Regions from separate parts of the Homo sapiens genome. Here region 2 is linked to region 1. Evidence: chromatin loops called from intact Hi-C (ENCODE). Cell type or tissue: IMR-90. All regions are shown on one strand.

Region 1 (5,000 bases):
CATAACATTCAACAGTGCATATGCCACATTTTCTTCATTCATTCATCTGTTGATGGGCACTTAAGTTGATTCCATATCTTGGCTATCGTGAATAGTTCTGCAATAAACATGAAAGTGTAGATATCTCTTTGATACACTGATTTCAGTTCTTTTGGATCTAAACCCAGAAGTGGGATGGCTGGACTATAGGGCAGTTCTCTTTTTAGTTTTTTGAGGAAACTCCACGCTGTTTTACACAATTTATCAGCCTTATTTTCGCCTCCTCATCACACATGGCAGATAATTTGTCACGAGGGATGTCCCTCCCAAAGCCTGCCCAGAGTGGATGTGTCCTGAAATAATATTTTGAAATATGAGCTGGTATTTTTCTCTGTACTTTCTGTGAGACCCTGTGTACTCTATCTGCTAAGAACTCCACTTTCATGGATCACAAGAAGGCTAACACACAATAATAAAATGTTTTTGCTTTTCCTCTTTGTAAGAATAGATAAGTTCCAGGAGAGATTCCATGCTCCAAGACTAGAAATGAACCTGCTTGGACGTTTATGCAAACCTCTGCTCAAATGTCCCTTCCTTGGAAAGGCTTTTTCTCACCCACTCAGCTTGAAGTCAGATCCTTCCTCACCACCCCTCATCACTTTCTTCCCACTCTTTCTTGAGGTCATTGTGTGTACATTTTGCTTGTTTAATGGTATGCTCATCACTAAGTTGTGAGCCCCTTTGGGGCTGGTACCTGGTCAGTCTACTCATGGGGTTATCTTCAGTGCAAAGGGAAGAAGCTCAACAAATATTGACCGAATTAATGAATGAGGTGTGTTTGATGCTGGTGGGTCTTTGAGGAATGGCCTTGCCTTTTGCCACATAAATGCAGTTTTTAGGTGGGTGGGGTGTATGGTGGGTGTGCTGGCAATGGAAACCTCACATCAGTGAGGAGATCCAAGAGCAAAAATATCATGCTTCTTCTCAAGTAGAGACTGGGGGTGGGGACAAAACTTCCAGGGTGTACACAACCACGTGCCATGCCTGGGTCAACAGGGCAGCTCATGGTGGGGAAGCAGTGGAAGTTTCCTAGGCACTGGGGGCATGCTGGGTTTAATTCAGGAGCTGATGGGGTTGGCAGGCCTCAAGACTGTTGACGGAGCGCCTGACAGGGATGAGGAAATCTCACGGGTGCCACCTTGAAGAAATGATGACACTGGGGACTAGGGCTGCACCTGTCTCTCTGGTGCTTTCCTACTACATTGGTCCCTCTACTCAAATCCAGATAAAGTGGGAAGACAGACCAACACTGAATCAACTGAAAGTAAGCTTCCATCACTCAGTGAGATGGGAGTCTAAATAGAAACTGAGTTTTTAAAGAAAGTTACATTTCTCACACATCAGTATTTATGAATCGAAATTTCTATTTCTCACATGAACAGTTCCTCGTGGCTGTATTTGCACCACTTGCAAACCACTCATGGATTCCAAGAGTGATGCAGTTATGGGAATAAACTGGAATCCACTCTAATTTATTCCTAAAAGTAATTGTTCCATAAGGTTCCATAATTCAGTTCTTATTTGTCAGGTTACTTGTTAATGTCCATTGCAACATTATGAAAATGTGTTTCACACATGCTGCGAACATAGAAGTAAAAAATAAATTTTGAAGGCACCTGTTGTAATGTTGTAACAGGGAAATACCTGAACTATGAATCACAGGACACGGGTTCTGGTGACAGCTATGCCACCTATTAGTTGTGGGTGCTAGGCAAGTCCCTTCCCCTCTTTGGGCGTCTGTCTTCTCATCAGATGACGGAAGGAAATGAAATGACTCATCAATTGCACGTCATTGTGATAACTGCATACCTGCTGTACTGTTATATATGTAGTGATTTTTCTTTAATTCAACTAAGAATTTGAATATTTCAGTTATGTTGCTTGAAATCATCCAGCAGTAGGATGACTGAACTTTAAATGTCCCTTCTCCCCCTGACACTCTGGCCTGTGCACTGTGATTCTAGAATTGAGAGACTGAGCCATTCCCAAACATCCCGTGAGCAGACAGTCTATTGAGCCCATCACATGAACATAGGGGTTGCCCCCCGTCTTTTTTTTCCAAGGCATGGCTGTAGCTGCAGGTGATTCTTAGATAAATAACTAGAAAATATTTGACAGCCTCACCTCCGTTAAATGTTCTTCCAAGGGATTTCAATTGAGTCTCCAGTTTTCAGGTCATTTAAAGTTTGCTACTTCTAAAGTGCCTCTTACCATCAAGGTGTGATGCAAAGAGTTTTCCATTCGATGCTTCCATTGAAATAAATAAATTGAAATGAAGGCGAGGATTTGTCAGGTTTCCACTAGAGGGCAGCAGAGTAGTGAGAATCAGGGTTCTCAGAGGCTTTGTAGTAGAAGTGTTGACATGTGACTTGGCAATTGAATAATTTTTGATACTGTCCTGACACATAAACACCTAGAAGCAGGTTTTCAAAGGTTATTTGCACACTAAAAGAGGAATTAAGGAAACGAACTTGCATGCCAAAAGTAATTTTCAATATTCTACAAAGAACCGTAGCTTCATTATAAGATTGTTTTTAGAGAATATTCAGCTATCGTTAACTGGATATGTTAAACTTAACTGGCAAACACGCATTCAAAATAAATTAGGCTGAGTGGACCTAAGAAAGTAGATCCAGTGACTAATAAAAAATTTCTGCTGGGATTTGGAGTCTGGCCAACTCACCCAAAAGGAGAAATTGGGCTTTAAGTGATTTTTCTAGATCTTCCAGCCCTGGGGGCTCCTAGGCTTGTGATATTAGCATGGTTAAACAGTTGTGCACATACTGCACGGTTTTGTGTGTGTGTGTGTGTGTGTGTGTGTGTGTGTTATTGTGGTCATTTATTTTTAAGGTATTACTCTACCTTCAGCATAAAAAGTCAGCAAATTATCAGAGTTTATTCCATTGACATTCTCACATCTTGAGAAATAGCCCATTTGTATTATCACAGTTTGATATATTTCCCATTTACTGAGCTTCCTTGGCAAGTTGGCATTTTAATTTAATTATACTTTTTGCTAATGGTCTTTATTTTTCAGTGTCTGTGTGTAAAACGCCCGTAGGTTTGATTATCTGCCCCCCTCCTCTTCCCAGTGCCGAGCTATAGTGCAAATTTATAAACTGACAAAATTCAGTGTAAAATTCAGGAAGGTGAAATTAAGGAATTTGTAAAGAAATCCTGCTTAAATGCTGAAGCCTTTTCCTCACTTGCAGAAGACGGCTCCCTCTTGCATAAGTTTAGTACCTGGCCTTGGTGTCTCCAATAGGAACCCAGAACAGAGGCATGTGGCCTGTGTCCTTGTCCCTCTCTGTGCTGGCTCAGACTCTGTCCCCCTCTGTGCCAGATAAGAGAGAGTTTCTGTGCCAGATCAGAGAGGTTGTCCCTCTGAGCTGACAGAGAGAGGGACAAGGCACAGAGAGGAACGTGGACCTCTAAGAGTTTGAACTCTTCTGAGGGTATCCTCTGAGCACCAAGGGATATAGCAACAATGATAATCGCAGGGTTTTCTTGGCTTATTGATGATGCTGGGAGCTTATGGAGGCTTCTCCCTTTAGAATAGAAACTGATCGTGTAGGGCTGTAGCTTTCCTTGAAGACTGTAGGCTGGCTAGTGGAGTCTGGACCATGGGCCCTACCAGGACCCTAGGGCTGTGTTGGTGTGCATTTAGTAGTAAAAAGGAGCTAATGAGTGGAAATACCCAGACAAGCAAGTACACACATCCATGCTCATATTTCCCACAAGTGTGCACACTCTGTTTCCTTGATCCTAAGATGCTGCTGACTGTAACACACACCATTGATCCAATAATAGCCCTCCAAGGGGAAAAAAAAAGAAGAAGAAGAAGAAGAAGAAAGAATCACTGCCAGATTAAACTTACACATCAATTGTAGGGTACATCCCAGTTTCAGAAATGCCAAAAAGTGGAAAACAAAGGCTGATTTCAAAATCTTGGAAATTTAGCATATCTAATTTTGATAGATGTATTTAAGGTAAAGCTGCCTCCCAAAATTTGTCCTGAAGAAAAATTCAGGATTTGAAACCTATGCAACCACAGTCAAGTTGCTAATCATGATCCATAAATGGGCTAGCAAAGTGTGAGAATAGTCTTTGTCTGTGGAAGTGCTCTGCAACTGTAAAGTTCTGGGCAAATGTTGGCTTTTGGTATTTTATTTCACTGGGTCTGTGTTATCTATTTGTTTTTGTTTTACTCATTTTTTTTACACAGGACCCCTCTCCCCAGGACCCAACCTGTCCTTATGACCCCCTTAACCCTTCATCTGTCTCATCAGCTTGGATGATTTGCCTTATAGAAGTGTGTGGATGACAAGCAATTCATTTAATCAATTTAGTAAAGCCTAGGACCATTTATTTGCCTGTGCTTGTAAAGGTATCCCTCCACTCCCGCTGAGAATGCCGAGAGAAACAGAAGAGTTATAATGGTGAAGGGTTTTCTATTAAAGTAGGGGGAAGTTGTACAAGAGAGGGGGCAGGGACAAAAATAAGTGTATCAGGCACGGTCTTGGTGACACTAGTCAAGAGCCTCAGGAACCTACCCATTGCACACCTCGGACAGAGTGACGCAGGTCCCAGCCACGGCAGAGATGCTGCTGGCTGCAGTACTCACAGGAAGGCAAGAAAGGGACAAACAATTGAAGAACAGGGCGTGTTAATTACCTTACTCAAGGGATCTTATGAAACATGGCGTACATGTAAATTGACACAATGAATATGATTACTGCAGGATTTCATTTTCATGCGGAGGAGTAAAGGGAAAGAGACAGGCTTATATGCCACTCTCTATGATGTTTCTTCTCTCTTCTGCAAACAGAAGTCCTACTCTTATCTATCAGCCTCCTCACTGTCCAGCCTTCTTGGTGATTACGCTGTGTCTCTCCTTTGCCTCTCCATTTGCTCCTCAGTTACTTGCTTGATTGAATGAAATTCTTTTGCACTATGGGAGG
Region 2 (5,000 bases), 160 kb after region 1:
ACTTATAAAATACCATGAAGCCCTTATGAATTAAAAGATAATTAGTGGTTCAACACACACAAGACATTAGGCTCAAAGTGTCAAAAATGTCATGAAAGACCATAAATCATGGTCTGCTTGCATTGATCCCTTATAGAGTTAGTTTTTAAATCATCTCTTTAACACCTTGTAAATGTACAAACAACGATGGACCCAAGGGAAACTTTAATATGTTTTTCATACATATTTTAATTTCATCTCAAAGTGCTAGCTGCATAAAAATTAAGTCAGACTCACAAAAACTCATTGATTTCCTCAGGATAAAACCCATCTGTCCAAACTAATTTAGAGCCTTTTTGAAGCCGTAAAGTTAGTCCTGCAACACTGAGGTCATTATGGGCATCCTGAGCTGGAGGAACTCTTGTGTAATTTTAAGAAGGCAATTTTGTTATATTTACTGTATTTAAATACAGTGCTACTTTTCACGAACAAAAGCCTCACTGTGTAACTGTATTGAAAGTAAACCAGAAGCTGTGAAAAGCGAGATCTGTTCTTTTCCTTGTGATTAATGCACCTTTCTGCCAAAATTGAGACTTCTTAACTGAGCTCATTTAATACAAAGTAAACGAATTCTGCTCTTTGGATTTGATCCTCTGGTTAAACCCTATAGATAAGGCTTTAACAGTGAATAGCTTTTCATTCTAAACAAAGGATGTTTTGATAGAAAGGTCAATACAAAGGTCTTTTATATTGTGATAACAGGAAAGGGAAATAACATATTAATGGAAACCCATGCCATGGTGGTCCAGGCTGGAAGGACACACAGAAGTAAAGACCATTCGGAAGTTAGAGAGGAGTTAGAGACCCATGGCCTCAAGAAGCCCTGGCCTTCTTCTTTAAATCCACTTCCAAAGGGCATTGTCTTTTATTATGCACCAAGCAAAGTAGACTGAAGAAGATCACAGTGCAATTTCAGGAAAACTGGAGAGTTACAGTTGCATTTTTCTCCACCCTGCCCTTAAGGACCAAGCCATGCAGAACATCACCCCTGAAACCATAGTGATGCATAGCGGAATTTTAGGATGATGGAGATTTAGGCATTTGAATAGGACAAATTAGCTGAAATTTCTGCTGCATCAGGATGCACAAGATCAGGAGTTCCAAGCTGTGACAGCATCACCCTTACAAGCTAGGAGGCCTTTTCTTTGTCCAAGTGAGGCTTCTTAGTCAGCTCTGCCCAATTTCTTAACCTTGCCCAGCAGGCCAGGCATATTCCTTTCTTCTTACTTGCCACTTTAATTTTCTTTCTCCATTTCCCAAGGAAAGTTTCATCATTTTATATATATATATATATGTATATATATATATATATATATATATATGTATATATATATATATATATATATATATATATTTTTTTTTTTTTTTTTTTGAGACAGAGTCTTGCTCTGTCACCCAGGCTGGAGTGCAATGGCACGATCTCGGCTCACTGCAACCTCTGCCTCCCAGGTTTAAGCAATTCTACCTCAGCCTCCATAGTAGCTAGGATTATAGGCGCACAATGCCACAATCGCTGTTTGTTTGTTTGTTTGTTTTTTGTATTTTTAGTAGAGGCAGGGTTTCACCATATTGGCCAGGCTGGTCTCGAACTCCTGACCTCAAGTGATCCTCCTGCCTCAGCATCCCAAATTGCTGAGATTACAGGCATGAGCCACCGCACCAGGCTAGGTTTCATAATAATCTAACCTAGGAGCTGGAACCTTTTTGTGCCTACCTCAGAGGGAAACAGGTTGTATTTGTTTTTTGTTTTTAGTGAGAACATCCCTATTTCCTTAAGAAGTTTCTGCTGATTATGGGAAACAGCAGAATTGAAAGGAGTAAAGTGAATTAATGGACAAATTGGTGGTTAGCTTAACTCATTTCTCTCATTCATTTATTCAACAAATATTTATTGAGCAACCACTAGGTCCTAAGGATCCAGCTAGATGTTAGAGATACACATATGGATTAGTCAGTCCTTGCTCCCAGAGCCAGAGAAAGACAGACCTATAAAAGGAGAAATCAGGGCACAGTTGAATGGAAGGCAAAGCTTTAAATATCCCTGGCCTGGCTGATGGCTTCCAGCCACTGCACTGGTCTGCCAGGACACTAACCAACTGACCAGTACTGACAAGGGTAGGGTTGTTTTGAATTTTTCATCCCCAAATGCTTTGAAAGTTTTCTTTATCGTGTCTTATAGAAGAAGGAGGAGAAGAGAAAGGAGAAAATGCAGTAGTAGGTCAAGTATTTGCAATAACCAGAGTTCAATGTTTCCTAGAGAGACTGTCTGGTTCCACAGTGCCCCCTTCTGGTAGGTTGCCATGGAGCAACAACCAGTGAAAAGTCTACGGAAGCAGGAGCTTCTGTTTACCGGTACATTACATGCATCACTGAATCCTCTCATCAAGTCTTCGGGGAAAGATTGGTATCATCTTCATTTTACAGATGAGGTTCATTCAGGTGCAGTGACCTAAACAAGGCCATACATCTTACATGCACCTGGAGTCAGGAGACAGACCCAGCCTAACTGGGTCTAATGTGTGCTTAAACACTCCATCTTTCTCCTTTTATAATTTATTGGTCAATCAATCAGCAGGTGCCTACTCCCCATCAACACCATGCTAGGCACTGGGAATTAGGGCTTTCCCTTCTCCCGCTTCTTGGGTATTTTCAAAGACCATAGGATGCTGGCAGAAAAAGGAAAAATCACAAGCTAGAGGGATCTGGTTCAGCCAAGAATTCATGAAGGCAGAGCATGATACAAACTAATACAATCCTAATAGCTGGGTTTGGTACAGATGGATAATAAGAAATATTTTATTTTCCCCAAAATATTCTTCCTGACAGAGTCTCTCATGTTACTGCGCATCCTTCAACCTCACTTACGAGAAACAGCATTTATGTGCACTGACTTCCAAACATGGCGCTAATCATTTGCTGTTTTCCTATTGAAAAAATCAAGTATTATATAGAGTTAAAAAGCAGACTTATTATTTCCTATTGTATAGGGCAAGATAATAACACATCTGTCTTTATCTATATTGGCGTAATCTCATTAGACAAAGTTAATAAAAGACATTGAAGAAACGAAAGAACTCAAAACAGAATTACCATTCAGCCCAGCAGTCCCACTACTGGGTATATACACAATAAAATATAAATCATGCTACCATAAAGATACATATATGTGTATGTTCATTGCCGCACTTTTCACAATAACAAAGACATGGAATCCACCTAAATACCCATCAATGGTAGGCTGGATAAAGAAAATGTGGTACATATACACCATGGAATACTATGCAGCCATTAAAAAAGAATGAGATCATGTCCTTTGCAGGAACATGGATGGAGCTGGAGGTCATTCTCCTAAGTGAACAAACACAGGAAAAGAAAACCAAGTACTGTATGTTCTCATTTATAATTGGAAGCAAAACAGTGAGTCCATATGGACACAAAGAAGGGAACAACAGACGCTGGGGACTACTTGAGGATGGAGGGAAGGAGGATGGCAAGGATCAAAAAACCACCCATTAGGTACTATGCTTATTACCTGGGTAGTGAAATAATCTGTCCATTTGTGGCCCTGAACCTAAAATAAAAGTTTTTTAAAAGGCAGTCTGCTTGAATGTTGAGCAAGATGTTTCCTAATTCTCTTCCAAGGAGAGAAGAGGCTGTGATAAGTACTCTTGTAGCTACCATGCTCCTCCTTACTGATTCACTCTGCCCTAAGTCTGTCAGCTTCCAGGGCCAGCCAAGGCCTCTGTCCCTACATGACTAATCTTCACTGTTGTTATAAACAATGTCCTACACACCACACAAAAAGTCCTCAAGGACCATCTTTTCCTGCTGATTGTCCTCAGCAAGATTTCAGAGCTCAATGGGATCTTATCTCTTTTTAAAATGAGCCTTAGGATGAGGGTCTGCATAGTGTAGAAATTAAGTTCACACACAGATCTGAGATTGAACCAGGTCAGGCTACATATGTATTGTGTGTTTGAAAAGTTATTCTTTCCCTTCTAATACTTTTAGTTTCCTCTTCTGTAAAATAGATGCAATAATACCTATCTCAGGAGGACTGAATGGGATAATGTGTGGAAAGTGCCTCTTAAATGACAGGCAGTATGTGATCTCAAAGTAACGATTTAATTCTTATCTATCTCAGAGATTATGACATCTTCCTGGAAATACCCTGCAAAAGCTTCTAAAGGATAAAGAATATAGGCACCTTACCCTAAGCATCATTTAAAATCAAGTTTGCATTAGAGAAATGCAAACCAAAACCACAATAAGACACCAGCTCACACCAGTCAGAATGCCTATTATTAAAAATGTCAAAAAATAACAGGTGCTGGTGAGGATGCTGAGAAAAAGGAATGCTTATACAGTATTGATTGGAGTGTAAATTAGTTCAACCATTGTGGAAAACAGTGTTGTGATTCCTCAAAAACCTAAAAATAGAACTACCATTTGACCTAGCAATCCCATTACTGGGTATATACCCAAAGGAATATAAAACCTTCTATCATAAAGACACATGCATGCGTTTGTTTATTGCAGCACTATTAACAATAGCAAAGACATGGAACCAACCTAAACGCCCGCCAATGATAGACTAGATAAAGAATATGTTATCACATATTTAACACATACCATATAATATATATTATATATATAAAGCATAATGTTAACTTTATGAATATCACATGTGTTAATTTATTTTGTGGTCAAAAACAAATAATTCAGATATTTATGTTATTTTATTTTGCAGAGACATATGAATAGCCAGCAATTTTCATAATGCACATAATAATATCATACCACATATTATCATTATATTGCATATTATTCTTCAGTAATGTTAATTTTCTCTGAGAAGTGATATCTCTCTCTTCAGCTCCTCAAACTCTCAGATTTTAGTATTATCCCAGGATACAATTTTAAAAGATTTTCTATTTTGAGTAATATCTTCTCTTCTTTTT

The links. Peaks named below come from ENCODE experiments on the same cell type or tissue, not always from the same donor. Only the 100,000 strongest peaks of a DNase experiment are listed, where the experiment ranks them.
Region 2: it touches region 1 in a loop (10-fold over the local background); 49 of 110 quality-filtered maps call a loop at or near these places.

Annotation. Positions count from the first base shown.
Region 1 is chr16:51,980,264-51,985,263 of GRCh38, reverse strand. No RefSeq gene overlaps it. Among named protein-coding and RNA genes, the nearest start is that of LINC02911, 95 kb to the left of the region's middle. In IMR-90, a CTCF peak has its summit at 2,346 (motif pointing right); a DNase peak (open chromatin) is centred at 2,353; H3K27ac peaks cover 142 bases.
Region 2 is chr16:51,815,871-51,820,870 of GRCh38, reverse strand. No RefSeq gene overlaps it. Among named protein-coding and RNA genes, the nearest start is that of LINC01571, 56 kb to the right of the region's middle. In IMR-90, a CTCF peak has its summit at 2,325 (motif pointing left); DNase peaks (open chromatin) are centred at 2,310 and 3,750; H3K27ac peaks cover 249 bases.